4 separate regions of the Mus musculus genome follow, and regions 1, 2 and 4 are each linked to region 3. A link is a loop called in an ENCODE intact Hi-C map of the cell type or tissue named here. Cell type or tissue: left cerebral cortex. All regions are shown on one strand.

The links. Peaks named below come from ENCODE experiments on the same cell type or tissue, not always from the same donor. Only the 100,000 strongest peaks of a DNase experiment are listed, where the experiment ranks them.
Region 1: a loop joins it to region 3, with 2.0 times the contacts of the local background. A loop is called at or near these places in 3 of 42 quality-filtered maps.
Region 2: a loop joins it to region 3, with 7 times the contacts of the local background. A loop is called at or near these places in 2 of 42 quality-filtered maps.
Region 4: a loop joins it to region 3, with 9 times the contacts of the local background. A loop is called at or near these places in 3 of 42 quality-filtered maps.

Annotation. Positions count from the first base shown.
Region 1 is chr4:127,685,197-127,693,196 of GRCm38, forward strand. No RefSeq gene overlaps it. Among named protein-coding and RNA genes, the nearest start is that of Gm40255, 70 kb to the left of the region's middle. In left cerebral cortex, no CTCF peak of the experiment used is centred here; DNase peaks (open chromatin) are centred at 10, 2,855, 4,148, 4,983 and 1 more place; H3K27ac peaks cover 957 bases.
Region 2 is chr4:127,514,972-127,522,971 of GRCm38, forward strand. The region is part of intron 1 of LOC115486416 (a long non-coding RNA gene); the gene reads left to right. Among named protein-coding and RNA genes, the nearest start is that of 1700080G11Rik, 44 kb to the left of the region's middle. In left cerebral cortex, a CTCF peak has its summit at 3,198 (motif pointing right); a DNase peak (open chromatin) is centred at 2,777.
Region 3 is chr4:127,597,281-127,605,280 of GRCm38, forward strand. No RefSeq gene overlaps it. Among named protein-coding and RNA genes, the nearest start is that of Gm40255, 17 kb to the right of the region's middle. In left cerebral cortex, a CTCF peak has its summit at 4,203; DNase peaks (open chromatin) are centred at 2,287 and 3,818; H3K27ac peaks cover 1,128 bases.
Region 4 is chr4:127,703,901-127,711,900 of GRCm38, forward strand. No RefSeq gene overlaps it. Among named protein-coding and RNA genes, the nearest start is that of Gm40255, 89 kb to the left of the region's middle. In left cerebral cortex, a CTCF peak has its summit at 7,071; DNase peaks (open chromatin) are centred at 4,470 and 7,060; H3K27ac peaks cover 2,391 bases.

The DNA of each region.
Region 1 (8,000 bases), 88 kb after region 3:
CTCACCCTCCTCCCTTTAGTGTCTTCCCACATCCTTTGACTTATTCTGCACCCCACAATTCTTTATAAATAGTGTTCCATAAATTAACCTCACTTACTGCTGCTTCATGTGACACTATCTGGGGGTGTATACTATTGCGGTAAAACACCCTGGAGAAGAGGGTTTGTTTCTCTTATGCTTCCACATTATAGTCTATCTCTGAAGGAGGTCAGCACAGGAACTTTTAAAAAGGGCAGGAACCTGGAGCCAGGAGCTGATCAGAGGCCACGGGAGATGCTATTTACTAGCTTGTTTTTCTTGGCTTGCTCAGCCTGATTTCTTAACATACCTCAGGATCACATCCTCACAATATCCTCAGTGAGCTGGGCTTTCCCATATCATCAATTAAGAAAATGTGAGCACACATTTTTCCCACAAGCCAGTCTGGTAGAGGCTTGTGCCACATTGACGTTGAACTATCCAGCCCAGCTGCCTATTTCTGCTGTGGTCTGAAGCATGAAGCCGTGGTGTGTGTTTGATGGAGGATTTCAGTTACTGAGACTCAGGCTTGAGTTTGAGTGAAGACACTATTTGTCTCAGAACATTCTCTCCAAGAAGACCCCAGCCTCTGCACCCAGCACCTGGGATGGAGTAAGGATTAGAACCCGGCCTCAGAGCTCATGGGACTGCCCCTTTTGCCATCCTCCCATAGTTCAGAGCCTTTGATCAGCAACGGTATTTATTTTTCTCCTTACTTTCATTTTCTTCTCTATAGCTATTAGTTTATGGGAAAGAAAACACCCCAAGCCCTAGAAATCAGGAATAAGGAAGGAGTTCAGGGCATTTTTAACACAACAAAACAAATGTTTCTCTGTTAGAAATTTCAATCGATTGCATTTACTTCCTTGTATATCTATATGAAAAACCCCCTTTTCAAGATTTTTCTCTCTTCTCCCCTCTCTCTCTCCAACTAGAATTGCTGTGAGCTATCCCAAGGGCCTGGCATCTAGCTGGAGGATACATGTGAAATTGGTATCTTTCTTTTTAAAACGTAACTTCTCTTTTCAACAGATCAATAGCCCCATTGTGGTACCTTTCCTAGAGACCAGATCAGCCTTTAGTTCATAAATATCAGCTTTGACTTCCCCGAGTACTACGTCCGGATAATTTGATGTTTTGAGGGACAGGATCTTGGATGAATTTCTTGTTCAAGCACCTGGGGAAACACAGTCAGGTTCCTTACTTGGTTGGTAGATAGGGATTTTAAAGCACACAGTAGGCACTCAATACATTTATGTGTGTGTGTGTGTGGGGGGGGGGGGGTGATTCTGGCTGCTTTCTATTCTTTCCCCATTTTGAGCAGGGAAAACCCACAGTATAGTTTTGTAATGTCCTGGGTGGCCAAGACACAGGGGAACTGAGGCACAGCTTCACTGAGTGTCAGTGCTCACTCACCATGAAGGGTGGCTGTACACACAGCCTTCGTTGTCCCCTTCCATCAACCTTTTAAAAATATTTATTGATTTTTACTTTGTGTGTAGGTATGTGTGCCTCAGTGTCGTGTGCATCAAGTGTGTGCAGGGGGCCCACAGGGGTCTGTCCAAAAAGAGAGGGTGTGAGAGCTACTCGATCTGGAGTTGACTACAGTTGTGAGCCTTTGTGCACGTTCTGGGAACCCAGCACGGGTCCTTTGCAAGAGTCACAAGTACTCTTAACTCCTGAGCCATCTCTCCAGCCCCCTTTACTGTTAATCTTCATGGGAAAATGCAGAAGCGCCATTTGCGGATTTGCTGGTGGATGGATGCCAAGTACCTCTGGGGTCTCCCATTAGGTTGGGCAGCGGCAGCATCCTCCGACATCTTCCTCACCATTATGGGCTGGATGATGCCAGCTTCAGCGTGCATCACTCGGGGTGTGAACTGGAAGAGCCTCTGCCTACAACCCTTAGGCCATATTCCTTCATCAGGGAGAAGGCAGGAGCCTTCTGCATTTGGGGGCTTACATTTCATCTCCCAGGGCTGGAGCATCAGAGAATATGTTGGGGGATTGTTGAATGTATCAGAAAGTGCTCATAAAATGTTTTTAATTGGTTATAAACTTTTTTGCCAGAGAGAGAAAGAGAGGGGGGGAAGGGGGAGAGGGAGGGGGGAGAGGGGGAATAGGGAGAGAGGGAGGGAAGGGGGAGGGGGAGGGAGAGGGGGAGGGGGAGGGAGAGGGGGAGGGGGAGAGGGAGAGGGAGAGAGGGGGTGGGGAGAGGGGGGAGGGGGAGGGAGAGGGGGAGGGGGAGGGGAAGGGAAATAGGTCCATGTATGTAGAAGTCAGAAGACAAGTTACACTTTTGGGATTCTACTCTCTCTTTCCAACATGGGTTCCAGGGACTGACCTCAGACCACAAGGCTTGCATAGAGAGTGGCTTTTTCCCCAGCTATGTCACCCCACCCCAGTCATGCCTTATCATTGTCACTTGCTTCTAATGCAGATCCTCAAGGTGACACATTTGCATCAAGAAAAGTATTACCATGTAAGATTCTACACTGTAATTTTTTTCTGCATTTAAAAAAATCTAAAGCCCAGCCTCTTTTTTTTGAGAATATGTTAATTTTTTTCTGCTGTTTCTTCTTAGGGAAGGGTGCTCTTGCTTCTGACAGCACCCCCCCCCCCACCGCTTCTTGCCGTTGAAATGTTATTTCTTTCATGAAATGATATCAATATTTAAGGAGATGCCTTTGCTTGCAGAAAACTTGCAAGTCATCCTGTTTTTGAACTGGTTGGGAAGGCAAAGGGGCTCTGGGCTTCTGCAGTTGCACATGAGGAGTGGCGGCTAGGGAGAAGACAGGGCTGCTGTAGGCGAGTGGCTGTTCTCACTGCCACTGGAAACATCCCACAGGGGGATGTGGGGATGACTTAGTAGGGAAAGTGCTTGCCAGGAGAGCATGGGAGTCCTCACAAGATCCCTACCGCATAGATAGAAAGCCAACTACAGCAGTATGCACTTGGAATCCAACACAGCCGAGCCAGGACAGGAGGATACTCAGGGCTCACAGGTTAGCCAGCCTAGCCGAACTGGTAAAACTTGAGCGCTGAAGAGAGAACCTTCTAGGAGGTTGGCCTCTCACCCCTAGATGCACACGAGCTCCTGTGAACATACGCACAAGTGGTTGTGCCACGCACACGCACATGCACAGGTGCACACGCTCAGCACACACACACACACACACACACACACACACACACACACACACATTCTGAGAAACATTGGGCCAGTCTTGCTGGCCCTGGGGACATTTCAAACAGCTGTAGAGTGTACCTGTGCACCACAGGGAGAAGAAAGGTAAGCAGCTTGGAGCATACACTTATTTATTACATATGTTTATTAAGCACCTATAATGTATAACCCACTGTTCTGAAGCTGCAGCAGGGTCATGGCCGATGCCGATACATCCGCTGCTCTCATATAGCTTCTATCGAGTAACCTGGATTTCTCAGAGGTTCACAGTTTCAGCCCCAGCAGTTCTGGGGAGACCCTTTATGCTCTTGTGAGAACCCTTAACCAAGGAAGTTGCTACCAATCAGAGCTTGGTTTTAGTGCCCTGCTCTGCTATCTTGACCTCTTTGTTCTCTAGGGAGTATGGCTTGCCAGCTTGGCTTGCTTTGTTCGGTTTTCACTCTTCAGCTGTTATGCCAGCAGAAGCTGCGGGCCCTGATGGGCAGCCTGGGCTTCATCTCTTAAACTTGTCTGGTAGAGCTAACACACCAGTGGGAAGTCTCTGCTCCAACCATAGCTCTGCTGCCGACAGCCAAGTGACCTTGAAGCCACCCCTTTACTTCTTCTTCTTTACCCTGGTCATAATAGCCTCAAGGAGCTTTCTGACTGTTCACAAACTAGCCTGTAGGGAAAGCACAGAGCTCATTGCCTGGCCTATATAGTTGCTCAATAAATGTTAGTTGAATTGAAATCTGGAAAAAAAAAAAAAGAAGTATGGGCCATGAGCCTAATTCGACTGCAGACTTCATTTGGCTCATTGATTTGCCTTTAAGCAATTGATTTTATATGCCAGGGCACACATCAGGATGGTGCGGGGAACCCAATTTAGCAAGCCCGTTTTATCTCATGTGGATGTGATCTGCGATTGGAATCAAGGGTGTTTATACACGGGAAAGCTGAAAGTGCTATATATGGATGGCTCTACACACACACCTGTGGATTGGGTCTCGGCGCCAACTGCAATGGCACTTTGGTGCCAGGCAGCTCCTCCCAATTCTCTCAGGCCAACAGAAGTCTGGGAAGCACAGAGAAAGAAAAGCTCGGAGGGGTGGAGTTCGGCACCTCCTTATCTCTGCCAACTCTAACACACAGTGACATCCTGATGTCTCAGTGGACAAAAGCCCAGGACCCTTCACCAGTAAACAGCAGCATAGGTGGGAGTGTCCTCCAGGAAACACTCCCAGATATCAGTGTGGATGGCAGTGTGATCCAACATGGTGGATTTTATTGTTTTCATGCCAGGAACAGCTGGTGCTATGTGGGGACACCCAGGAGCCACCCCAGGCATCATTTCTTTGAAGAAAAGCTGCCTGGTTTCCACTGAGAAATAGAGAAAGCAGCCACAGCCATTGGGTTTCCCAAGAGACTGGAATGGGGACGGCTTCTTATGGACAGCTGTGGAGCCAGAGAGCCAGTGTCCCAAAACGAGCAGGAAGCAAGTACATGGGAGGTGGATGTCGAGAGCAGAAGTCAATAGCCAATTTAGGGAGGAGGAGGAGGCTACAAGAAAGGGGATCATTCTTTTCGGTCCAGCTCATGTATGCTCCTGGTATAAGACGAGCAAATGTCAAGTCACTGTCTGGACACAGTCAGAATGGGCATGGGGGCCATATAGGCTGGCATGGAGGCCCTGAACCCCCTGAGTAGAGACCCATTGCAGCCTCCTGGTGGGTTGTCTCCAGCTGTCAATGTGTGAACCCAGTGTCTCACACATACCGGTGGCAGGCAGTGTGTTCTGACGGGCTCTGACACCCACACAGCTAGTGGGTGCAGACAAGTTCAGCTGCTCATGGATTTATCATTGTCTACTGATGGTGGCCCTGCCAAGATAAGAAGCTGGTCCCTAAGGGGGACCCAGCAGGATGCCCCCTCCTTACCTAGACGGAGACTTGGGCAATTACCCTCATTGTTCATGCACAAGCCCCACAATGGAAGCAGTGAGATAGGGAAAATGTGAGCCACGCCGTCTTTGGAGAAATTGTCCCTCCTCCACTTCAGAGCCCATTGTGCTAAAGTTCCTTTACACCAGCCTCAGTTGGGACCTTGCCGTGCAACTCGGGGGGACTCACACCATCCCCAGTCACACTGGCTCCTCCAGGGTGATTTCAGCATTGAGTGAAAATTGAGCAGATTAGTAAATAGATTTCCATCTTCGTGCTACACAACAAACAGCATAGGAAGAGCACATGAAAGGATTATGGGATAAAAACATCAATTGATCCACTCGCAAGGGATGGAGACTCGCTATGTCAGACACAGCTGTGTCAGCAAACACCCGGGAAATGGAACATGCTAGAACCATGAGAGCTTGGCTGAGCACCTATGAGTCACCTCTCTAGGACCAGAACACCTTGGCAGTTCCTGCCCCTCCATACACTTCTTTTGAGGGGAAGTCCAGGAACCTGCACCTAACATACTCATGTCCAGTCTGACCACCCAGTTCCTGGGGTGAGTCCGACCAGCTGCATCTTCTCAGGCCTGGCTTGATATACGCTCACATGCTGACCTATGTTATTCTTTCCTGGGCACTGGTACTGTGAGCCTGATTGGGGTGTGCAGCCTCCATTTGGGGTCTTGGTAGTAATTTTGGCATACCTACAGTGTGTCTAGGATAAAGATATTTTCTTGGATATAGGAAAGGGACACGGGCTGATGGGAATCCTTTATGACTGTGTCAAGCTTCACACAGGGTAATTATTACATCTCCAGCAGGAGGCAGGGCTCTTCACTTTAAGCACACAGAGCCCTGGGAAGATAGTCATGAGGGCATGAATTCATCTGCTGTGGGGTCATCTTCTAGACTAAGATGGAGTGGGGATAGGCTCAAGTCTGTGTGAATATGGCTAGGAGGCAGTCAATCCTCTGAGTTCAAAAGAAGGTGGTGGGCAGGAGGGGACACACATGTCTGCCCTTCCTCATGCCTATACAAATGTGACCCCCAAGGAGCCTCCAGGACTCTGTTGGGCTCAGTGGTTCCAGTGTCTGCCCTGTTTACCTCCTGTCGTGTCCTCAAGGCAGAGAGGATTCATCCCAGCTCCTTTCTGGTTGTAACTCGACAGACTGCGTTGGTTGCCTTCCCTCCAGTCACCCTCTTGCTTGCTAATTCTGGAGGTGTCCGTTTTCTGGTGCTGAAATACAAATCCCTTTACCAGTGTGATCAAACTCGACTCAATATGACAACCACTCGCTCGATGGCAGCGCTTCATCCCTCTCGCCCAGGAGATCTGCTAAGAGATTGATCTGAAATTGGGTTGTGATCTTTGGGGTGGGGTGCTTAGCTTGTACACACGCCAGTAAGTCCCAGGTGACCTCCCTCTGGTGTGGCCACCAGATGACAAGAACTGGGAGGAAGTCACACAAACACAGCCATGGGGCATCGCCAAGAGGTCTGGAAGCTTAGGTAGGACCTTTGACTGTTAGACTCTTGTTCTCATGGTTCTAGTCTCCATCTCACACTTAGAGCCTGGCCCTATATTCACAGCTGCCTTGGGTCCTGGAGAGGGATGGCTCTCCCTCCTCCAACACCCTATTTATGTTTCAGAAGCCAGTCTTTCTTTGTTCTCAGCTTTGAACGCTCGCTCGGTTTTGATGTTCTCTGGAGGCTCAGGTAGGAACCTCTGTCTTCCTCTGGCATTCACCGTGAGGAAAGAGCTGCTCAGGGGACTCCCCGTGCTTTCTGTAGCCCTCATCCACATCCTGGTCATGGCTCTCTGGGCCACTGTGGCACAAAGAGATTAGGCTGGTCTACATGTGCTTATTTGCTGTGGACACTTGACACCGCGTGCTGCCTTTTGTGGGCACTTGATAAGCCGTGTGCCTGACAGACGGCCTTGCTATTTTGTATTTTACAAAATTCTAGTGAGTAACAGAGCTAGGAAGAGTAAGCCTTCGCTCCCCTTGGGTGTTCCAGGCATCTTCTAATGTGACCTGCACTGTTCCTGTTTGTGCTATAATCCTGTAACTGGAGTTGTTAGGGTCAGAGCATCATGGTCTTCCCAGCACTAACAAGCCAGACTCAGCCACCCTTCCCTTCTTCAGCAGGCCGACTGACTAAGCAGGCATAGCAATAGTGAATATCAGGAAAAGAGGGGTTAGTCAATGAGGCCACACTGAAAAGAAGAACAAGGAAGTCTGGTGATCCCTAAGTCCATCTTTGTGGTTCTGACATGAAGTTTAGATTTAAAGTTTTATTTGTTTGTGTGTGTGTGTGTGTGTGTGTGTGTGTGTGTGTGTGTGTGTGTATGTGAGTATTTTGTCTGCATATGTCTGTGCACCATGTGTATGCAGTCCACACATAGGCCAGAAGGGGGCATTAGACCCTGTAGAACTGGAATCACAATACATTAACCACCGTGTGGATGCTGGGAACAGAAACTATGTCCTCCTCTGCAAGAGCAACACACACACACACACACACACACACACACACACACACACACACACACACGTGTGCTCAGAACTGCTGAGCCATCTGTCCAGCCCCTGAGATTTGGGTTTACATAGAGAGCAACAGGTATGCAGGACTAAGGAACCCCTTGACAGCCACAGCTAAAGACATCCTGGTTCCTCAAAAACACGAAGGCAAGCAGCCTGCAGTGTGCTGATTGGTGGCTCCTAGCTGCTGCTGCTGCTGCTGTATCATCCCCTTTTCTTGTTTTTTAATTTAAAAAAACCCTTCAGACAATGACAGCTCACTCTTGGGACCACGCTGTTGGACAGCTGTAGTAAGCTCTGTTCTGAGCTGTAGCATCTCTGC
Region 2 (8,000 bases), 82 kb before region 3:
ACAAATAGAAACACACACACACACACACACACACACACACACACACTCTGAGACCTGAGCTAAACACCACAAATCCTTGGCAAGTCAAAGACAATGCGTACCATCTCCAGAGAGGCAGACATGTAGACTGGAATTACCTTCTGTGTTCTGTGGCTATACAGCCCAGTTGAGGAGCAAAGTCCAGACTCAGTTTGTATATCATAAGGAAATGAACCTATTCACTCAAATGGGGGCTGGATTTTAGCTTTCTTGTTAACATAATGGCCTAGAATGACAAAACCCTGAGCTCACTTCTTAGTATTAGAAAACCTAACAAAAAATATAAGAAATATATTTAAAAAATTTTAAAAAGAAGTATATCATTTCAATCAACATATATTTACAGTAGCTGTGGACCACTGCTTCCTAGTAGCTTACAAGACAGTGGGGAAGAAAGATGCATGAGAAATTGTTCTGCAGGAGTGACAAGCTCAGTACACGAGGAAGTACTCGGATCTGTGAAGATACCTAACAGGGAGAAACAGCAAGGAGGCAAGGGGCTCCTGTGGGAAAGGAGAGGCATACGTGGTGATTGAAGATGGATGTGTCACATAGAGACAAAAGAATACACAAAGCAAGATGGGAGAGGCCAAGGTGGATGGTAGCTCTTAATAGTTGGCACCACAAGAATGCCAAGAGACAATGGCTAGGAAAAAAGGTCCAGAATCAGAAGATTCATCATCCCATCCGTCCATCTGTCCATCCGCCCATCCATCCATCTGTTCATCTATCGCCCATCCATGCATACATCTATTATCCAACCATCCATCCACTCATCCACCTGTCTGTCTACCCTTCCATGCATGCATCCATCCATGCATCCACCCATCCATGTATGCATCTATCATCCATCCATGCATGCATCTATCATCTATCCATCCATCCATTAATGCATGCATTTGTCATTCACCCATGCATGCATGCATCTATCCATCTTTTGAACAAATAATCCCTAAACATTTACTTTGCATGGTCCAGAGCAGGGAGAGGGGAAATGAAATAGTAGCACAGATTCTACCTTCAAAACATCTGCTTAGAACAAGGTGAGAACAGGAAGAGTCCTGTTCCCTGGGGCCTTTCATAGCCCCTCGCCTAATATCAAAAGCTGGAGGATCTTGGGGACAGGTTTCAAAGCGGGACAAACCCTTCCTCACCTCACAGTAAAGACCTGACAGGTGCAGCCAGTGGAGGACTCATGGGGCCCGGTCACAGGGAACATATGAATAGGGCAGGGTGAGAAGAATGGCTTCCAGACAGGGCTGTGGAGACTCATAGGGTCCCCCAGAGCCTCAAGAAACCAGCTATCTGCAGGGAAGCTCTCACACTGCTTTAGGTCTGGGAGTCACATAGATCTGGGACTTGGGATGAAACCCTATGCAGACAGTACCAGAGGTCTCCAGTTTTGAAAGATGAACAGAGTCTAGGACATTAGTGGGTGGAACATTAGCATTCATCAGGCTATGGGTCTGTGTCCCAGGATTAAAGGAAGCAGTGTGACCCATGGTAACATGGTTAGTTGGAAATGCCCATGATGCCAAGACTTACTGGGTAGATAGCCTGTGTATAAAGGCTCTTCTCGGCCATTCCCTCAAACTTTTTTTCAACACAAACTCATAACCTCTGTCTGGACATTTTAGGCACTAACCTATGAAAAAGTAGAGGAGAACCCAGGGTCTTCCAGATGCCCATTTATTAAAAAAATCATAAAAGTTGGGAAATACATCGCCCAAAGCACATTATATACTCACATGAAAATGACCTTACACTGCACAGTAAAGGAGTCACACAAGTCCCTTCTAGAAGTGACTTTCAAATTGATTCTGGAACTCTGGAAGTCACCCCAAGAGTGGCACTTGTCCACATTTGTTCAGTGGGCTAGAGGATGTAAAGCAGAGGCATTGAGAAGGAAGAGATGGAGGCCTCCTGCCGGATGGGACCTACGGGGAGGAGAGTGTAGTCGACCTGCTGTCTTGTGAGAGGTTCCAGTTATTGTGTGGGTAGTTGATGATGCTGTGTGGTTTGCTACTGTTGACATATCCAGTCTTCCTACATATTCTAAAACACCTGATATATTTTATCAGTAACCCACCGGTTATTTTGTACATACATTTTGTAATACATTTTGTAATTGTATTCTGGTAAAGCTCACAGGCGATGTTATTTGGGGTTGGGGGAGGGTCAAGTCTTCTCTTGTGCTGGTTTTCAGTATCCAGAGCAAGGTGGAAGAAACAGGGTTCCATTTTTCTTCCCTTTGCTGTGCACTTAGGATATCTGTAGGGCACAGGAGTCCTATTGGGCAGCAGCTGGTCTCTCTAGATCTAGATGCTAAAGAGATTGCCAATGTGTTTCCAAAGCAGAGGTAGGGAATGCATAGATCTAACTGTATTTTGCCTATTAGTATTCCCACATTTGTATTGTCTTCTGAAAATTCTGAGCACTCTAGCCCACTGGGTTGGTGGGGAAGGGAAAGGTCTGAGGCCAGGATGCGTATGTTTCAAAGACACTTGCAAGTCATAGCTATGGCTACACGTGTGCAGTTAATTGGAGACTGCTGTGTACACAGCGACAGGTTGAATACCTGACTTGCCTCCCCAGTCTGTCTAGGTGTTAAGACACACTTCGAGGATGTTAAATGTAGACGCAGTAAAAGATCACTTTGTAAATGCCTTTTTGCTAAAATTCACATGCAATTCTGCCTGTAGGAAATGGAATGGGGAAACCGCCCCTGAGAGCCATATGGTGCTATCTGCACGTGTTCAGGGCTCTGGAGGAGGTGGGAGGAAGCAGTTGTAAAAGGTGACTCACTCGTATGTTTGTTCTTGGGCCTTTTTGGGGGCCATTTTTTTTCCTGCACATTTTGTGAATTTTGTTTTGCCATGTTTATGTTGTGTAAAATGAAAAAAAAAAAAAAAAAGAATCCAGGGTTTGCAGCATCTAGTCTGTAGATGGTAAAGAGGTTGCCAGTTCGTGACAGAGCACTGATTACGTTAGCACATTGAGTACACTTGGTGTTGAAGGTGTAGGAAGCTTGTCTTCTGTAAGTGAGTTCAGATGTGAATTTATCTCCCCTTTTAGAACATTATTAAAAACTTATTTCTATTTTATGTGTATGAGTGTTTTGCCTGCATGTATGTGGACATGATGTGCATGCAGTTCCTGCAGAGGCCAGAAGGGGGCATTAGATTCCCCCCTAGAATGGGAGCTACAGATGGTTGTGAGCTACCAGGTGGGTTCTGGAAACCAAACCTAGGGCCTCTGCAAGAGAGTGAGGGCCCTTAACCACTAAGCCATTTTTTCAGCTCTTATTTGATTCTTTTTAAGTCTTACATATGCCTGTTCTCCATTTGTTAAAAGACAGGAAAGAAAAAATGGCTTGGACCTAACTGGTCATATTTAAAATATGCAACCATTACAATACATACAATTTTATTTCCATATGCAGTACACATAACAGACAAGTCCTTTTGTGAAGCGTCTAGTCCTTTTTGCTAGTCAGGAGTGCTTGGTACATTTAAAAGTGTAGATTACTTTTGTTTAAATAGCTTTTAAAAACTTGGGAAATGCTGTGTTTGGAATAGGAATTTTTGGAGCACCTCTGAGAACCGTACTGCCTGTGCTTGTTCAGTGGACTGGGGGAGGTGGCCGGGAAGAAACTGCAGAAAGTATTGTGTTAATTCATGCTGGGAAATGCCAGCTTATCCATTACCTTCTAGGTAAGTGCACATCACTGAACTGGGTTGTATTGTGTATCTTGTATACAGACTGCATTAACAAGCCCTTGTTTTATACTATCTAGTTCTTAGGTATTAGAGAGGTTGTTACTGTAGGTCAAAGTGGACTTAGGAAACGAACATTTTGTGTGCCGCGTGGAAATGCATGGAAAGATCGTCTGGGCTTTGTGGAAATGAAATTGCGGCATCAGGTCTAAGTGATGCGTGCCTTTGTTACAGGTAATGCAGGAAGGAATAGATTAGAAGAAATGAAGGGTTCTAGACCACAATGCTTCCATTAGGAGATACTTTTAGGTATAACAATTGCTGCTTCTGTGTGGCTTATTCAACACCACTGTGTGTATGGTAGGTGAGCTGAGGTCTTCGTTTCATGCATCTAGTCTTTCAAGAGGTTTGGAAGTACAGAGAGTATGTTAAAAGTTAAAGTGGTAATAAACACACTTGGCAGATATCCATTCATTACACTTCGTAGTGACAAGTCGTGCCTTTACCTCCAGCACATGGGAGGCAGAGGGAGGTTCCAGGCTCGTCAGGGTTACCCAGTGAGACTCTCTCAAAAACGGAAGATAAAAAAACAAAAATCAAAGTGACTTGTTGCCTTTTGCAAGCAGAATGAGCTATGCTCATTGTTTGTGATGGTTTGGGGAGGGAGGAGAATGGAAATGGGTAAAGATCTTTACTGCAGCGTGCTCTGGGACCAGTAAGGTTGACAGTTGGTCCTTCTATCTTGTCTGCACATGTGTTTGATTTTGCAGTGTGTGTAGTGCACACAAAGGGTAGATGGGCCACAGCGTCTAATCCTTCTTGATGCTTGAGAGCCTCTACAAAGCTGGCAGAGTAAACTAAAGCGCCTAGTACAGAGGAAAGGGAGGAACGGGGAGAAGGCAAACTGTTCGCTACACAAGCCTGGGGATCCGGGTTCGATCCCCAGCACCTGTGTAGAGTCAAGTGAGCACCCTCATGCCCTGACATCTACACACCCCACATCCACTTCTATTCCTACACTGCATACATAAAAGAAAGCATAAGAGCCTCAGTAGATCAGACTGCAAAGGAACGGCTGAGAGAAAGTCATGGGGCACAAGGCTTTGATGCGTGCTTCCCGCTGCGGTGGAAAGGCACAGCTTGTGTTGGGGGTTTTGTTTGTTTGTATTTTGTTTGCTTCCCTTTTTCTTTTGGACATAGGGTTTAGCTTTGCAGCTTAGCTCTGGCTAACCTGGAACGAACTTACTATGATCCTGTACCATCCTCCCAAGTGCTGAGATTACAGGCATGCATTTTCCACATGCCTTGCTTCAGAACAGCCTTTCTTTTTTTTTTTTTTTTTCCATTTTTTATTAGGTATTTAACTCATTTACATTTCCAATGCTATACCAAAAGTCCCCCATATCCACCCACCCCCACTCCCCTGCCCACCCACTCCCCCTTTTTGGCCCTGGTATTCCCCTGTACTGGGGCATATAAAGTTTGCCTGTCCAATGGGCCTCTCTTTCCAGTGATGGCCGACTAGGCCATCTTTTGATATATATGCAGCTAGAGTCAAGAGCTCCGGGGTACTGGTTAGCTCATAATGTTGTTCCACCTATAGGGTTGCAGATCCCTTTAGCTCCTTGGCTACTTTCTCTAGCTCCTCCATTGGGAGCCCTATGATCCATCCATTAGCTGACTGTGAGCATCCACTTCTGTGTTTGCTGGGCCCCGGCATAGTCTCACAAGAGACAGCTACATCTGCGTCCTTTCAATAAAATCTTGCTAGTGTATGCAATGGTGTCAGCGTTTGGATGCTGAGTATGGGGTGGATCCCTGGCTATGGCAGTCTCTACATGGTCCATCCTTTCATCTCAGCTCCAAACTCCGTCTCTGTAACTCCTTCCATGGGTGTTTTGTTCCCAAATCTAAGGAGGGGCATAGTGTCCACACTTCAGTCTTCATTCTCCTTGAGTTTCATGTGTTTAGCAAATTATATCTTATATCTTGGGTATCCTAGGTTTGGGGCTAATATCCACTTATCAGTGAATACATATTGTGTGAGTTTCTTTGTGAATGTGTTACCTCACTCAGGATGATGCCCTCCAGGTCCATCCATTTGGCTAGGAATTTCATAAATTCATTCTTTTTAATAGCTGAGTAGTACTCCATTGTGTAGATGTACCACATTTTCTGTATCCATTCCTCTGTTGAGGGGCATCTAGGTTCTTTCCAGCTTCTGGCTATTATAAATAAGGCTGCTATGAACATAGTGGAGCATGTGTCCTTCTTACCTGTTGGGGCATCTTCTGGATATATGCCCAGGAGAGGTATTGCTGGATCCTCCGGTAGTACTATGTCCAGTTTTCTGAGGAACCGCCAGACTGATTTCCAGAGTGGTTGTACAAGCCTGCACTCCCACCAACAATGGAGGAGTGTTCCTCTTTCTCCACATCCTCGCCAGCATCTGCTGTCACCTGAATTTTTGATCTTAGCCATTCTGACTGGTGTGAGGTGGAATCTCAGGGTTGTTTTGATTTGCATTTCCCTGATGATTAAGGATGTTGAACATTTTTTCAAGTGCTTCTCTGCCATTCGGTATTCCTCAGGTGAGAATTCTTTGTTCAGTTCTGAGCCCCATTTTTTAATGGGGTTATTTGATTTTCTGAAGTCCACCTTCTTGAGTTCTTTATATATGTTGGATATTAGTCCCCTATCTGATTTAGGATAGGTAAAGATCCTTTCCCAATCTGTTGGTGGTCTTTTTGTCTTATTGACGGTGTCTTTTGCCTTGCAGAAACTTTGGAGTTTCATTAGGTCCCATTTGTCGATTCTCGATCTTACAGCACAAGCCATTGCTGTTCTGTTCAGGAATTTTTCCCCTGTGCCCATAATGACAGGTTCCCCAGTGAGAACATACTGGATCATCACCGTTCTGTGCTGTCCCACCCAGGAGGGGATCTGGCGGGGTGCAGCGGAGGAGGACTGGATGGTGAATATGATGAGGCTCTCCAGCTCTACCTGGAGAGCACTGGAGCCTGAGGAAGCTGGTCTCACAGGAGCATGGTTGGTTATTGGAGGGCATAAAAGTGTGGGTGAAGTTGAGGTGACAGCACAGGAGGTCAGGTGACCTTTTTCATTCAAGGTTTTGTAAGGTGGCAGTCTCCTGAGGATGTCATTCACACCCAGGCTCTGGTCTAGCTTTGGGAGGTGCCTAGGCATCACTGAGATTCAGAAGCAAAGGCCAATGAGTGAGGACCAGCAAACTTCCTAAGGGTCCAATGAACAATGGTGGACTTCATGGAGAGGTGAATGGCCACTCATGTCCTTTGACCAGAGCACCGGCTCTTTGTGGCCATGCCAAGTGAGTTAAATTATGATTAGAAGGGACTTTCATGTACCAGCCAGAGTTCCATCCTAGCAACAGAGACCCTGGATAGTTTTTTTGTTTTTTTTTTTTTTAAAAGAAAGAGATTTATTTATTACAAGGAAGTAGATGTTTGCAAAGTTGTTGGAAGGGTTGGGGCAGGGACATCCTGCTGGTCTGATAGAAGTATCAGTGGGTATGCCCTACCAGGAGAAACACAACCTTTGGCACAGTGAGTATGCCCTATCAGGAGAGACACAACCTTTGACACAATTTGAGCAGTTGACTCTAAGGTTACTTGAGGTCAATCATGCACACCCTCTAGCCATGCTCCCAGACACTGAAATCCAGAGCAGAGCCTGTTGCTGTCTCTTTCCTCTGCTGCTCAGCACAGGGACAGGTTCAGCTGTGCTCTCACCTGCAAGGTCTAGATTGATCGATTGGAGAACCCCGTTTCTTTCCTAGGATTGAAGCACTCTGTCTTCAAGAGCGAGTGGGGAATGCAGAGGTAAAAGACTTTCTCCTTGGCTTCTGCAGTGCAGAAACGTCCCGTAGACGGAGGTGGGCATGAATAGCAGTCAGTGGGCCATTTCCACACCACTGCACAAGTAATTAGAACAATAAGATGCTTGCTTTGTTTTGAATCTCCCCACCTTTGTATCCAAGTGTATTAGCTGTACAAAACAGTATATTTCATTGTGATATTTTCATATGTTCATGCAACATACCTTGACCATATCCCCAACTGTACCCCTTTATTGTCTCACCCTCCTCCCTCCGACCCCCACGATCTTCCCTGACAATGTCTCCCCCTGTTTTCCCATCTCCCCTCTTTGAGATTCCGTACGTGAGAGAGAACGTGTGGTGCTTGTTTTGGGTCAAGTTTACTTGGCTTA
Region 3 (8,000 bases):
GAAAGGAAGAGAAACATTCTAGGTAGGGAAACTGTTGGTGCAAAGGCCCTGGGGGGAGGGCAGCTAGAGAGCAGAATGGAGCAGTGGTTAGTGAGTAGGTTAGTGATGGCTTCAGGCCACGTCAGAGATGCTGGAAGGGGATCTGAGTGAGGAGGTGAGATCCTCAGGGTAACTTTTAATGAGACCATGCTGGCCTTGATGAGAGTTAGACAGTGAGACACAGATGTGGTAAAGCCACAGCTGTAAGACCAGGAGGGGAGAAGGCAGCATGGACTTGGGAGACTGGCAGAGATGGAGGAAGTGCTTGTATGGACATGTCATAAGCCAGAGATCTCTTCACAGACTAGATGAGGGAAGTTGGGGTAGGGGGTAGGGCGCAGAGACAGGAGAGAAATAAAAAGTGACATTTGGGGCCAATCAACAAGGTGGTTCATTACAAAAGTAAAGGATCCTGAGATAGAGGAGAGTGATGTATTGACGTGAGTGGAGAACAGGGGGCAGATCTTGGCTCGCTGCACCATTGCACAAACACTGGCTCTTTGGATTTATGAACCTAGGTTATGGGAGCTGGAGAGATAGCTCAGGGATTATGAACACACATTGCCTTTGCAGAAAACCCAGGCTTGATTCCCAGCACCCACGTGGCGGCTCACAACTCTCTATAATTCCAGTTCCGGGGGGATCTGATGCTCATTTCTGACTTCCTTGGATATTAGGAACCATATGGTGCAGATATATGTGTGCAGGCGAAACACTCCCACACAGAAAACAAATAAATCAATCTAACGAAATGAAGGAATCTAGAGCTTGGTTTCATGTCTCATGGAGATCATTCTAAAGCTGTCGGAGGCTCTGGCACACGGTTGTGGGATGGAGCCCAACACCCTTTCGTCATCACCACAGTCTTTGTCAGTCTCTGCTCTCCTCCCTACACAGTCTCCCATCAACCTCTCCGTGCACTCAGCAAAGACGCAGACATAAGCACCCCTCCCGAATGCTATGCTCTGTTCGATTACCTGCTGTGTACCAGACAGTGTGTTGGACAGAGAAAATACACAGAAAATAATAAAATTGTTCTTGGTGTAGAGAGCTTATTGGGGGTCAGTGAGATGGCTTGGTGACTCAGATGTTACCCCACATACTAGAAGGAGAGAACTGGTGTCTCCAAATTGTCCTTTGACATCGACACGTGCATGTACACATGCACATACAAGGTCCTAGTTTTGCTTGTGGAAATTAGCACACTGGAGGCAGGGAGGATCAGAGGTTCAAGGCTGCCTTTGGCTACATGATAGGTTCAAGGTCAGTATGTGGCACATTAGAGCTTGAGTGTATAAATAAATAAATAAATAAATAAATAAATAAATAAATAAATAAAAGAATAGTTGTCTGGGGACAACACAGTAATTAAAAGACAAGAAGAAAAGAGCCCAGGCAGACACATCCAGCCTGTAGGTGGATGGGAAAGAAGAGCTGTGTATCCGGGTCAGGAGTGGTGGTGCGGTGACCATTTCCTCTTCTGGGAGCTGTGCCAAGATCTCTAGCTGACTTAACTCTCCCTTCCTCCCTCCTGCCCTCCCTTCCTGCTTTCTTCCCTCCCTTCTTCCCTCCTCCTTGCATCCCTCCTCTCTCCGTCCCTCTTCCTCCCCTCCCTCTTCTCTCCCTCCCTGCTCTGTTGGGTCTTCCCAAGCTTGAGCCTCCCATTTCTGTTCCAGACTTTATCTTCCTCTCCATGTCTCTCCTGCTGTCACCCACTCCTCTGGGGCAGGGCCCTTGTTTAACCCCTCTCAACAGCTCTAGGGTCCAGGCACAGCCTGCGGTGGGTCAGTGTCTGGATAGTGCCCTCTCCTGTCCCCATCACCTCAAGGCGGGAGGAGGAGGGTCCCACATGAGGGTTGAAGACAAGCCCTTCTGTGGTGGTGGATCTATGTCCCTGCCTGTAAGAAGTCTCTCTGCTGCTCATCGACAGCTGTTCCTTCTGCCTCTGGCTGCCAGAGCAGCCAGCCTGCTTTCTGAAGGGTCCAGGCTCCCCACTGACGCCAATACATAGGAAATTAGTTGAAAATGTCTATATGCCCAGAAAACACTCAAAATCACAATAGCCACAGAGCACACGGGGGCTTTGGCTTATTTTTATAGTTTTGTGGTTCCAGAGGAAGTTAACCTAAGTCTGTGTGTCCTGGGGAGTTAGGCATGACAAATTACTTCAATGACACATTTCTAATGTCACCCTTCCCACCCTCCTACCTGGACCCTTCTGAGCTTGGGAGGTGGCATGTTGGGGGAGTGTTGTATATAGTGTGGCCAAGTGCAGAGAGGATGTGGGAAGCAGTACCCCGAGGAGTGTTGACACCGACCCCCCACATTTAAAATGCCTGTTTATAAGTTCTGCCTCTTTAGCCAGCAGTTTCCTTGGGTTGGAGCGCACAGTTTTATTTGCAGGAATAAAAGTCTGTGGCAGCTGATGTGGCTCTGTGGAGTTAAAGGCAATAACCATCTTAGGCGATACAGCCCAGAAGACCATCATAATCAGCAGCAGCAGCAAGAGGGAAGATAGTGCTTAGAAGGTGGCTGACATGTGGCCAGTAGACTCCATTACAATCCCTACTGCACTACTACGACTGCACACACAAACACACACACACACACACACACACACACACACACACACACACTTGCACAACCTATACACAGGCATACACAAATTCATGCACACGCACTCCCCACCCCCCATACACACAGGTACACACATGTACACACACGCATACCCATACATGCATGGTTACACAATGCACATGCTCACACATGCACACAAACATGCACACATACATCCAGAAGAGAGGCTGGCACAGAAAAAGGAAGTTGGGAAGGCTGCCTTGCTCCTGAGGGTGTGAGAGCTGCTAAGATAGCCACCAGTTCTTCCCTTCAGGGGAGAAGTTCTTGCTATGAGCCAGATACTCTTTGAATCATGTGGTGGAATATCAAGGACAATATATTTCTCTCTAATCCATAAACCACCTTGCAGGTAGGTGTTGAGCCCTCCCATCTTAGGGTGGAGAAAACTCAGAGTTGAGTGATTGTCCCAGGTCCACTGTGAGTAGGGGAGAAGAGGCCTGGAACCCAGATGCACAGACTCTAGCACCCAGGATCTCTCTCTACACCCTCCTTCCCTCTCACTCTTTCTCTTTGTGTGTCTCTGTCTCTGTCTCTCTGCTATGTGTGTATATGCATATGTGTGGAAGTCAGGTGACCTTGGGTATCATCTTCAAGGAACACCATCTACCTCTTTTGAGATGGCCTTCCCTTGGCCTGGAGCTCCCCAGTTGGGCTAAGCTGGCCAGCCAGCAAACCCTGGCTCTCCTTGTCTCCGCCTCTCCAGCACTGGGATCATAAGTGTAGCTACTATACCTAGTCCCTATTTTGTTTGGTTTTGTATGCAGTGGGTTCTGAGGATCAAGCCCAGGCCCCCAGTCTTGCATGGCCAGAACTTACTGTGTTCATTTGTAATTTTCACCTCTGTGACTGGGACCTGGAGGATCCTCAGCTCCGGTGCCTAAGAGGCTAAGCATGGGTCCTCAAAGTCCCCATTGAGCGCGTCTTGCATGATATAAAAGGATGCCCAATTCTGTTAAGGTGCTGGTCCTTGAGGCAGGTTGGACCCTAGAGGGAACACTAAGGAGAGCTGTCTGGAAGCCATGCCCAGACAGATGTCCTTGCTGGCCAGTCTCCAGAGCTCTCTCTAAGGCTCCTATCGCTCCTGCCGAGAGAACTCAATTCTGGCTGGTGTCTGCGATGTATACACATGTGTAGGCTGGGTTTCATTCCTGCCAGATTCTGACACATAGGCAGAATTTTTGTAGCAAGCATATGGCTGGGAACCCTCAGATAACATGCTCAGTGGGGACCCATTTGAAGCGAGATTCCTAGCGAAAACAAGCCAGCAAAGATAGGAAAGCTGGGGTAGGTACAGAAGAGCCCTCAGCCTCTGAGTGCCGCGTTTCCGCTGTGTGCAGTCATGCATGTGAGGGGTGTGTGTGTGTGTGATCTGGGAGCTTGTCTCTGTTTGAAGCAATGTGTCTGGACATGTGGTCACGCATGTGTGTGCCAGGGTCTGTGGGTGACCATGAGCCTGTGAACGTGATGCCTTCGGGGATGTGTGGGGGCCATGTTTTGGGGGATGCAGGTGGCAATGTGTGCCACTAGGGCACGAGCTCACCAGTTTGAAAATGAGAGAGTTTGTGTGGCCGTGAGTGTCTCTGCTGGATCTCCTTGAGGGAGCAAATGATGGGATGGAGAGTTTGATGCTGCACCCGCTGCTACATTGTGCTCCACACACCAGTCAAGCAGGTTTCTGGTCACATCTCCAGCTCCTGACTGCAGAGCCTGTTGGTGTTTTATGACTGAACCTCCCAGGTACGATTCAGATGATGCCCAGACAACCAGGCCATTCAGCAAAAGATCCAGACAGATGGACCACAAGCTCCTTAGCTCCCAGGCCTGTGGCAGCACAGCTGATTTAGACCCTCTGCCGAGCCAGAGTGAGGCTGGCAGGGCTCCCTGGGGGCCTTGTGACTTGGATTGCCTCTACGCACACAGGCTCCACAAAGGCCATTCCATCGCAGCTGGTGCCTCTCAGAAAACAAGACAACATGGGGATTTCAGTTCCCTGAGACTTGGCCATCAGTGGTCGAGGTGTGGTCCCGCCCCTCACCCCAACACCTCTGTTTAGATCCACATAACTTTGTTCTGTGATAAACCCTTATAGAATGTCATAAGCAGGCTTCACACAGTCCCGTACTTCCTAAGTGAGGGCTTTCTTCTTTCCCTACATCTAATGCAGTGTTGGAAACTGAAATTGAGGCTAGGATGGGGTCAAAAGTGTCCAGTCAGATGGAAGGGGAAAGGACAGTGATGCCCTTGAGCACAGCTGGTCATCCTTTCACGTACACAATTTGTCCTTATGACCCTGGGAAGTAGTATGGTTGGCATCTTATAGGTGATAAATTTGAGCCTCAGAGAGGTTAAACAACTTCCCAAGATCACACAGCTGCACTAAGAGCAGGATCAGAATGTGGATGCACGACTAAGATGGCATCAAATGTGATCTAGGAGTAAGGATCACAGTTTAGGACATACCACACCATCACACTTTCTCCTGTTCTCCTTAGACACAACCAAGCCTCAAAGCCTGGAGGTCACTGATACATTTTTTCCATTGATAACCTCTCTTTAGCTATGGTAGTTTTGACTCCATTTGAAGATAAACACACGGAGACAAAAACATCGTGCTGGGAGTTTAGGGTGGAATTGCAGTAGAGGGTCTCTTCTGTGCTGGTGGAAGAGGAGGGTACACTGTGGCCATCACTTAGGATCTGTGCAGAGGCTAGCCGTCAACACCTGTCACCCACTCAGTGCCAGCAGGGCAGACGTCCACCCATCACCCTCACCCTGATGGGAGCATCTGTTACACCTGCTTCCCAGAGCCACCCTCTCCATCTCTCCCCCACCTCATCATGGCTCTTCCCCGGGGACCCATTCCTTGCTTCCCCATTGGTAACTGTTGGTGCTCTGTCTTCAGTCTGCCTACCAATGATGACACTGTGTGCCCCTGGCCTCCATGACTGGCTTGGGAGTGAGGGTGTGGTTCAGGAAGGGTCAGGGACAGGCTCAGGTAGTCAGGGACAGGCTCAGGTGTCTTTAAGAAAATGTCTGGACACAGCTGTGAGATGCTAGAGGCCGAGCAGCCAGCCTCCACAGGGTGACTTGCACTGGAGAATGGGTGACATTCTAACCTGGGTATGCCTGGAGTGAACAAGTGGGCTAGTGTGCAGACCTCCGGATGCAATGAAGAACCTGGTGTGTGCAGTGGTAGCAGCCCGGGGATACTTGGATGGCTTCGTCACCCTCAAGTCTCAGAGCCTCTCCCTGGTGCAAGAGTGAGTCAGATCTGTCTACTCCCTATCAGGAAATACGATACGGGGAGGACGTGTTCCCCAAACTGCTAATCAGCTTTATTGAGATATGATTTACAAGCGATAAAATATAACTCATTCCAGATGTCGCGGGATCGTTGACAAATGTGTGCTGTCACAGAACCATCTCTGTCACCAAGACAGAGAACATTTCAGTGTTTCCCGTTCCTACCACAGGACACCGGCCTGCGTTCTCCCCCTGGAGTTTTGTATTTAGCATTCATACAGACATCTTATGATGTGTACTCTCCCTGCCAGGTTTCTCTGACTTAGCATAATGTCCCTGCAGCTCAGCCGTGCTCTCCTGCACCATTTCTTTGGCCTTATTCACCCTGCTACAGTCTCCAGAGTAAGGCTCCCTGGAAATCATGAGCAGGGCTCTCCTGGCCTTGTCTCTGCCCTAAGAGGCAAAGTGTTTGATGTTTCGATATTAAGTGTAATGTTAATATATAAAAGATCTATAATTTTATATAAAGATATACATTTCTTAGCAGGAAAAATCTCTTACAGTGCTGGGGATGGAGCCTAGGACTGTAACACTTAGCTGTATCCTCCATCCCATGGTGTTTTGAGACAGGGTCTTGCTATGTAGGACAGGCTGGCTTTGAACTCATGATCAGCCTGCTTCTGACTCTGGAGTGCTGAGATTACAAGTATATTCTTTCCCCACCTGCCTGGCTATAGAAATTCTCTCTCTCTCTCCCCCAACTCTGTCTCTGTCTCTGTCTCTGTCTCTGTCTCTGTCTCTGTCTCTGTCTCTGTCTCTCTCTCTCTGTGTATGTGTTTGCATGGTTGTGTGCATGTGTATCAAGGTGTGTACATGTATGCACACGCATGTGGAGGTCAGAGGTTGATGCTGGGCATCTTTCCTTGGTTGCACCCCACTTCAGTATTTGAGCAGAGCCTCTTGTTGAACCTGAATGTTACCTAGTCAACTGGGTTGTCAGGCTAATGAGTTCCAGGAATCCACCTTTCTCGACCTCCCCCAGTGCTGGATTACAGACGCACGCCGCCATGCCTGGCTTTTACCTGGAAGTTAGGTGTTCAGACTCCGCTCCTCATGCTTGTGTGGCTAGTGAGCTGAGACATTTTCTCGGCCTTAAGTTCTTTTTGATTCTTCATCAGCTGATGTCTTTCAGTCAGGAATGGAGATCAACTTTTGTCACGCTTTTTTTTTTTGCACTGATTCCATGACCCGGAAGTCTTTCTGCTGAATTCTTGTTGACAGAGTAGATTGCACTGACTGACCACTAAGCCGATTTGGAGTCAAGCCAACCAGATCATGGTACATTATCCTTTTATATATCACTTATTAGATTTACTAGTACGCTATTAAGGCCTTTCACATTTATTAACTGTGAAAGATATCCTGAAGTTTCCTGAAGCCCTCTTTGTCAGATCGTGGTGTTAGGGTGATGCCGCCCACATCGAATAAATGAGGGAGCACTGTTCTGTCGTCTGTTTGCTGAGTGTCTTGGTGCAGGACTGTTATTTATTGTTCCTTCACTAGATGCTCAGGAAAACTTACCCATGAGGCCGTCTGGGCTTAGAACTCTCTTTGCATTCTGGATTTTAACTACAAATTCAGATCCCTCAATAGACACAGGGCTGTTTTAAGGCTCATTTTCTGCTTAGAAGTTTGTGTCTCTCCAGGGTCTTGCTCATTACATCTGGGTTGTTGACCTACTGGCACTCTGGCAGTCACAATAGTCTTAACTGTAGCTTCTGATGTCCCCAGAACCCATTGGAATACCCACATCCGCTCTGGCACCTGCCACACAGGCTCTCACCCCCTCTCCTCTCTCATTTTTAACAGAATTTGTCAACTGTACTGATTCTTTTTTTCAAAGAGAAAGATGTAAGTTCCATTGATTTTTTCTCTTCTTTTTCCCTGGTTTCTAGTTAATTTGGTTTGGCATTTTATTTTATTTTTTTCTTTTTTCTACTCCTTTAAAATAGAAATTTAGATTGTTGATTTAAGAGTTTTCTCTTTCTTTATAATACGAGCTTTTTTTTAAAAAAGAATAC
Region 4 (8,000 bases), 110 kb after region 3:
TGTGTGTGTGTGTATACTTCATGAGGCTAGGACATTAAGTGTTAGAGGAACAGGGCTCCAGAACTCCTATTCCTCCATCCCTTTCTGAAAGGATGCGTAGGAAGTCTGTGCTACTCCAGGAGCCTCCGGTGCCTACTAATCCTGATGTACGGTTCCTGGTGGTCCAAGTAGTTCTGCCTCTCACCTAAAATGACTGTCCAGGCAGGAGTCAGACTCTTGGGATTTTTAGAGGTAATGAGAAGATATGAACCAGAACAAGTTTGACTCCTTGACCCCCTCATTGAACTGAAAACGGGAGAAGTGAGATCAATTCTGGGAACCTGAGCAGCAAGGGAAAGCAGGCCAGAGGAACGGGAAGCTGTCTAGGTCATTTCCACACCTCGCAGCAGGGAGGAGGAGAAAACCCCGGCAGGTAATAGCACAAGGGTTGTGTGTTGATGTCTGCTACTACACTGAAGCTGACCCCAAGCTGAATATTCAGATTCAAAGCTCCATGATCAGGCTGAAGTTTGGACGTACAGATAGACATACACATACTCCATGCACGATGGGACAAAAGCCAAGAGTGACATGAGTCCAGAGAAGGCAAGCACAGCCATTTTGGTCAGAAAGTCCATACCAAGCAGTATGGACTAGGGATGTCTGTGGTGGTAACAAATTACACTGGGATCAGGTAAAAGAGCAGCTGCCATCTGGACTATTGCTGGTTTCCATGCCAGAGGGAAAGATGATTCTAGAGGGCCTCACAGGAGCTGGCAGACGACCTGGCCCAGGACTGCTACACATGACTCACAAGTCATACATCAGAACTAATTGCATGGTCTCTAAGTCAACAACCCTGGAAACCAATCCCACTGTGCCCCCGACCCGTGGAGAAAACAGAAAATCTGGAGAACACACTTAGGAGTGACAAAGAATGTTCCCAAGAAGGAGAAACTTGGGGTGCCATTTGCAGAAGATGTGGGCAATGAGACAGAGAAGGAAAAAGATCTTCCAGACGCTGAGGCTACATGGAAACCCTGGGGACATCGGCAGAGTTGGAGCCCAGGGTGCTGGGTGGTAGAGAGGCTGGGGTGGTCTCTTCTCTCGAGCCTTGCTTGGCAACTTGGAGACTGTCTTCCAGCAATGTGCAAAGCAATAGGCAGCTTTGAGCACCACAGTGCTAGGCAGGCTTAAAAGGGAAATACCCAGGAGGGTTCGGGGAGAGCTATATTGGGCACTCACTCAGCTTCCTAAGCAGAGGCCTTCAGTCAGCTGGCCTCAGACTCCATTGTCTTCATTTCCCCTGATGATGCTTTTTTTTATAACTCCAAGATACCCGCTGCTCGCTTTTATTTGAAAGATTTTAAAGACCTGCTGTTGAAATTGGGGTGTGGTTTGGAACTCCTAGGGTGAGTAAAATCTTGTTTTCTACTGGGCTTTGAAGATGACATAGATGAACAGTGTCACAGAAGCCTAGAGCTCGGGAGCTCCTGAGTATGTCAGGTCTTTTCCAGGGCCCCTATTACAACTGTACTCCACAGGTCCCTGTAGAACCGAGAGAGACCAAGACAAGACTGGTTTCTGAGGGCACAAGTCTCTGAAGAGTTGTGTGCCTGACTTCTCACAGGCAGATCTCTAGATAATTCCCTAATCAACATAAAAGGAAGAAGCTGAGTAGGGAAGGGAACAGCCCCAAATGCCATTGTCAAGTTAAGTCATGGACGCCATCTTAGTGTGGTTTGTTTGTTTGTTTATTTGTTTGTTTTTCTGTGACCTTGACACAACAAGAGCTATCTGAGAAGAAGGAACTGTAGTTGAGAAAATGCTTTCATTTGTCTGTAGTGCAAGTCTATAGGGCATCTTCTTGATTAATGATTGATGTAAGAGGGCCCAGGCCATTGGTATGGGCAGTGCCACCCTTGGGCAGGTGCTCCTTGGGTGTAACAGACAGCAGACTGAGTAAGCCAGTAAGCAGCACTCCTCCATGGCCTCTGCCTCCTCAGTTCCTGCCTCCAGGTTCTTGCCTTGAATTCCTGCCTTTGCCTCCATCAGTGGACTGTGACCTGGGATATGGGAGTGAAACAACCCTTTCCTCCTCTCTATGTTTCTTTTGGTCATGGGGTTTCATCCCAGCAACAGAAACCCTAAGGCAGGCACCATGTTGGAGTAATGAGCAGCAGCAGAGGTGTTGTCACACAGTGTCCAGGTCTAGGGACAGCCTCAATCCACATCTCTCCTGTTTGCACAGATAAGAGTGGACCTCTGCTCTACTCCTGGTGGATAAGCATCAGAATAAACATGCTTAGCTTCCATCTTCCGTACAAGCCCTGTGCGTGCTGCCTTTGGGGACTGCACCATCTTATCCATGACCTTGACATGCACTGGGCACATTCTAGTGGAGCAGGGATGCACACCTGTGCCAGCCTCTCTCTCACTCTAGAATCTATCACGTGGATACCGCCTGCCTCAGAGACCCAGGCTCTTCTCTTCTTTGTCCTGGCCATTATGTCACCACTGTAGTACTTTTCCTTAAGAAAATCTACTCGCCATTCTAGGACAAAGTGGAGCCGGAAACTGAACGCTATGTGTTGCTATTATGAGCCTGTTTGCCTTCAATTCACAGGACTCTGAGTCAGACATTTCACTTTGACCTCAGGTCCAAGCCACTTGTATTATATTAGTTTTATTGTCATTGCTGTTGCTAAGGGGGGACTAAAACTGAAAAAAAGAAAGCAGCTTAAGGTGGGATTTATTTTGGCTCATAGTCTCAGAAATTTCAGTCCACCATAGTGGGGAAGGCATGCTGCTGGCTTTTGACCGAGCTTGGGGTGGAGGCTTGTTCACACTGTGCCTATGGATCAGGAAGCAGAGGATGGATTGGAAGCAGGGCTAGTTTACAACCCAATGCCTGGACCTTGACTCCCCTCCACAAGTCATGCTTTTGGTTTCAAAGATTCTACAATCTCCCAAAATAGTGCCAACAGCCAGAGAACACACGTGTTCAAACGCAAGAGCCCATAGAGGACATTTTCTATCCAAATGGTAGCATTTTCTGTGCCGTTGACATAACTAGAAAGCCCCATTAAAGCTGATTTTGGTTCACCATAAGGCAAGGCATGTCTCTTTTCTAGAATCCAGGCAGGGAGGAAGGGGAAACAGCCAGCCCTGTAATCACCAGCATAAGACATGATTCTTGAGTTCCAGCAAACTGCAGGGTTTCTGTTTTCTCTAATGGCCCCTAGACTTTTACCCATAATCATGGCCAGGAAGTCTGGGACTGAGAATGACCAACATCAGACCCTCTAGCAAGATGAAAGGGAGAGGGCTCAGAACAAGGGCCCAGTGGGAATATTAAAAGGTTTCAAGTCAGAGTTGATGCCAGGAACAAGGGTGCACCCATCAGCATTTGCCAGGGAAAGCAGAAACAGGAGTAGATTTCCTGGCAGGGACTGGCTGACATAATGGTGTGGTTGGCAAGGCATGACCAAAGCCCTCAGCCTGAACAGTCGGGAAGGCTAGGCCAGAGCTCTCAGCTCTGTGAAGCTATTGCTCATAAATGGGCTCTTGCTCTTCTCAGAGAAGTCTCAGCTCTGTCCCTAAGGCCTTTCAACCAGTCACAGCGCCATGGCATAGCCGGATTCTTGGGTAATTTGCTTCTTATCAGTCAACTGATCCTAAACTTAAATCACACCAATTGAGTACCCGAACAGCCACGGACCGTGGCTTGACTAAGCAATCAGGTGGCAACCTGGTTAAGCAACACATGACCATCTTTAGGGATCTTGGTCTGTCTTCCAGGTAGAAGAAATTCTGAGATCTTAAGATGCCCCCCACCCCCAAGTAGAGCCTTTTGCATCCCTTTGTATATGTCCACGGTAGCACTAAACTTCACTTGCTGCATCTCAGCCTTGAAGGTTGAGAGTAGCCTGGCTGAAGAGGTGTGTCTCATTCTTTACAACTCTATCCAGAGGCCCGGAGCAGGGTTTTTATATTCTTTAGGCAGATACATTGAAGACCATCATTGCCTTGTGTGTAACATGGGGATACTTATACACACTTCAGAGGGTGTTTTTGAGGGTTAAATGAGCTAGCAGTTATGTGTCAACTGTAACCAGATGGGTGTCTGGGGGTTCATTTTTGATAGAGTCTGGGGGGAAGTTTATAGAGCCAGCCTCCAGGTATCCTCACCAATGGGACTGTGTCCAGCACATCTCACTGTTCACTCGTCTGTGGTTTTCTTAGCAGGCTAGATTCTAGCAACACAATAATGAAACTCAACTTTTAAATGCATGAAGCAGTGTTCTAGAAAGTTATGTGAGCTATTTCAAGCAGTGTGGTAGAAATGACATTTATGTGACTGGTTCCCTACAGAATCTCACAAAACGCCCACTTATCTTCTCACATCTAACTGGAATGTTCTCTGTTTGGCGAAGGCTGCCCTTGAGTCCCTGGGCCTGGTGTGTGCTTCCATCCTAAGATGACCAGTGATGACAGATGCCCAAACACAGACTCAGCCACTTGCTGCCTGGCTCAGCTACCTACCACCCACCTCTCACCTCCAACCACTATCCCCAAATACTCACCAGGCATCTGCATTTCTGCCTGAGAAGTGTATTTGGAGCCACATCCTCTTGGGTGAGTGGGATGAGGGGGACCTGCGGTCTGTTGCATCTGAGGAATGAGCCCCTGGGGGCTCAGAGGAGCACAGAAGTACAATTCCCTCCTTCCTACCCTACTTCAGTCACCATGCCTGGGTTGCTTCAGTTCCTCTCTGATCCACTACTGACAGCAACTGCCTTGTCTGCTGCCCTCTATATTACAATCACTCTTCTAGGGACTTGGAATTTATTAACTTACACAAGCCTTATAAACTCTCCACGTAGACACTGTTATCCTTTGTGATGTGCATATCTTAAAGCTGAGTCTGATGTGTTGGTAAATACCTGGGCTAGTTTGGAAACCTGGGTCCATCTAACTCCACAGCTGAAGTCCTTAACCATGACTGTACGGGACAGAACTCTCTTCAGTGTTTGCTGAAACAGTGTAGCTATTTCTTCTTCTATTTCATCCTTATTCCCACATCTGTCGCCATACACTCAACACCTGTAAGAGGGGTCGCTGTTGTTCAGATGTGTGTGACTTGTGATCTGAGCTGCAGATCAGCACCCCAGTTAGCAGCCTGACTAGTCCCTTACCCCTGCTCTCCTGTATCAGCCACTGCCAGTCCTCAGCCCTGAAAGGAACCATGGGATATGGGTTGGAACACGAGTGGTGACCGAGCCCACAGTGAGCTGTGGCTTCTGGTGCAGTCTGACGTTTCCTCTTCTGGCTTTAGCTTGTGTTGTGCCTCTGCCTTCACAGTGGCTGGAAAGTCACCTGAATGGCACTTGCTCTCTTTGCCTCAGATCCTAATTTAAAGGGATGGATTGAAGTGTGAAAAGGCCTACAGCATTGTGGGAAAGCCCTTCTGAGGGACAGGCAATATTGGACCAGTTGGGAAAGTTATGGGGACAGAGAAGACTGGAGAGCATTTTGTTTTCCTTGAGAGTTAGAGACAGAAAGCCATGTCAGTGTCACAGTCCTCCCAGAGTCCCAGGGACTGCAGCAGTACTGACAGGGCCACCACTTGTTTCTGGCCAAGGGTCACAGGTCCAGTTTTTTAAATTATTATTTACATTTATTGAAATCCACCCACCGCTCTTTCCAGGGGAATAATGACAGAGATCCATCTAGGAGCATCTTTAAAGCTTGGAGGGAGAAAAGGAAGGAAGGACAAAGACAGCAGAGGAGAGAGAGAGAAGAAAGAAAAGAAGAGGGGGGATGGGATGAAACTAGATGAGATGGGGGACAAAGGCATGGAGAGAGGGAGGGGTCACATTTTAAAAAGAACTATCTAGAAGCTCCACGGCCAGGATGCTCTAACCAAAGAGTACAGGCCGCTGGATTGGAGTTGCCTTGTCGTCTAACTCCAGACTCTCTCCTTTGACTCCTGTAACATGGGCCAGAACAAACACACCCACTTCTCTAAACTGGGTGCCAGCAGGACTTAGGGGTGATCTTAAGGTGATGACTCCTTGCCCCTGAATGACGTAATCCCATCCAGCTGTTTTGCCAAATTTAAGAGCGCTTCAGACTGAGCCAGGAAAAGAGTGGTTCACAGGAGGCGATGGAAGGCAGGGTGGCTGGCTGCACACAGTGTGCAGCTCAGGCCTAACTGGAGGAGGGCTTATTCTCAGGGACTGAGTGAGATGGTGCATGTCACAACAGAGGGCAGGACTTTGAAAGAAAGCCTGGTTTAAAGGGCTGCAAGCAAATGCCTGGGTGTCTTGAAATTCCTGAGGACCCCCAAGGACTTTTGTTTACATCAAAAAAAAAAAAATCTACCGCTATTGATCAGACTTGAAAATCAAACAGAGAGCTTTATAAGACACAAGAACATAGTGCATGAGCCCCGAAGAAGTGACGTCATGGGAGAGGAGCAGAGAAAGCAAAACACAGCTAAGGACAGCACTGGAAGAGTTTAAGGCTAGATCTCTCACATACTGACATGCTCCCTGGGCCATAACTTGAGCGCATGGGACCTGAAGGCAGTGTAGTATATATGATGGGACTTCTGCTTTAAGGCCTCAGGACCTCAGATGAGATGAGGGCCCCACACAATCACAACTACAACTGGCCGTCTTGAGCTGCACGAATTGGCAGCTGAACAAACTCCCCAGGGTAGTTCGTCTAGCCAGAGGAACCTAGGAAGTTATAACGGTTAGAAATTTTTCAAAACCACAAGGAGGTTCTGTGTGAATTGGGAAATTAGATTCATCTAATTGTTTGAGATGAAATTAAAAAAACAAACAAACAAACAAAAAAACCCAAAAACCAAAAAACACAATAGTCTCCAAAGTCCTCGAACCCTGGCAGCAGTACCTCACTCCCCCTATGATGTCAGTGCCAAACTGCAGCATCACCAGCCCCGCCTTTTTCCCAATGTGGGAGAAAAATAAGCCCAGCAATCAACATGAAATGTCATTTTTTTTTAAAACCTAAGGAATAGCTGTAATTTGCAAGAAGCCAGAATGCAATTAGCATACGCTTGCCAGAAGGGGCAGGCTCCAGAGGCCCCTGCATTGCTTCATCTGTGAGCGGGCTCATCCCCCTTGTTTAGTGGGCTTTCTGCCCTGTTACTGGCCAAGGTTAAAAGATGAAGAGGAAGATCTGTGTGGGAGCATCATAGCAGGACCTTGAGGGTCCTCATGGAGGAGAGAAGGGGGTTGAGTGCCTGTTGGTGACCGTTTTACTTAGAACAAGATGCAATGAGGGTCCTGGTCCAGTGTTCTCCAGCTCCTGGCTACAGAAGCAGTTTTGTAACCTTGTTTCCTGGGTCACAAGTGCTACAGGGCAGAAGGCAAGAAAATCAGGGCAGATGGTAAATAATAACTGCATTAACCTGGTATAGAGATGAGGCCCTCGGGGGAGACGGGAAATTATGGCTTCCTAGGCAGGTTCAGAGTGGCCTTTAAATTGCTTCTGCTAGTGCACCCTGCTCAGCTGCATGACATTTGTCTAGGATTGCTGCTGCCTGCTGTGTCCTTACCCACCCCCCACATACACACTCTTTCCTGATCTTGGGGTTGACCCTGGAGGTTGCCCCCTGAACCTGTTCCTTCTTAAATGTCTATTGTGATGTGAGGAGCTCCACAGACTCTGCTGCAACTCAGACTCCCCATGTGGGAGGAAGTTCCTCTAAGACCCCTCACGTGAGCCTGGTTGGACCCCCTTCTGTGAGCTTCATTAAAGGACACAAAACTGCCTCTTGAGTGACTATCACCCGAAGCACAGATTTCATTTGCCTCTCTTTCTCCCTTTAAAATTTATACAGTGCAGAGCATTTTCCCTTGCCTGGGGATGAAATCTCTGTCTTGGGCAGGTCCCATAATTTTCTCCTGGCTTTTAGGTAATAAAAAAGGAGTTCTGGTCACTTTAAACCACAAATGCAGTCTCCACTCAGTAATTAAAATGTCCCC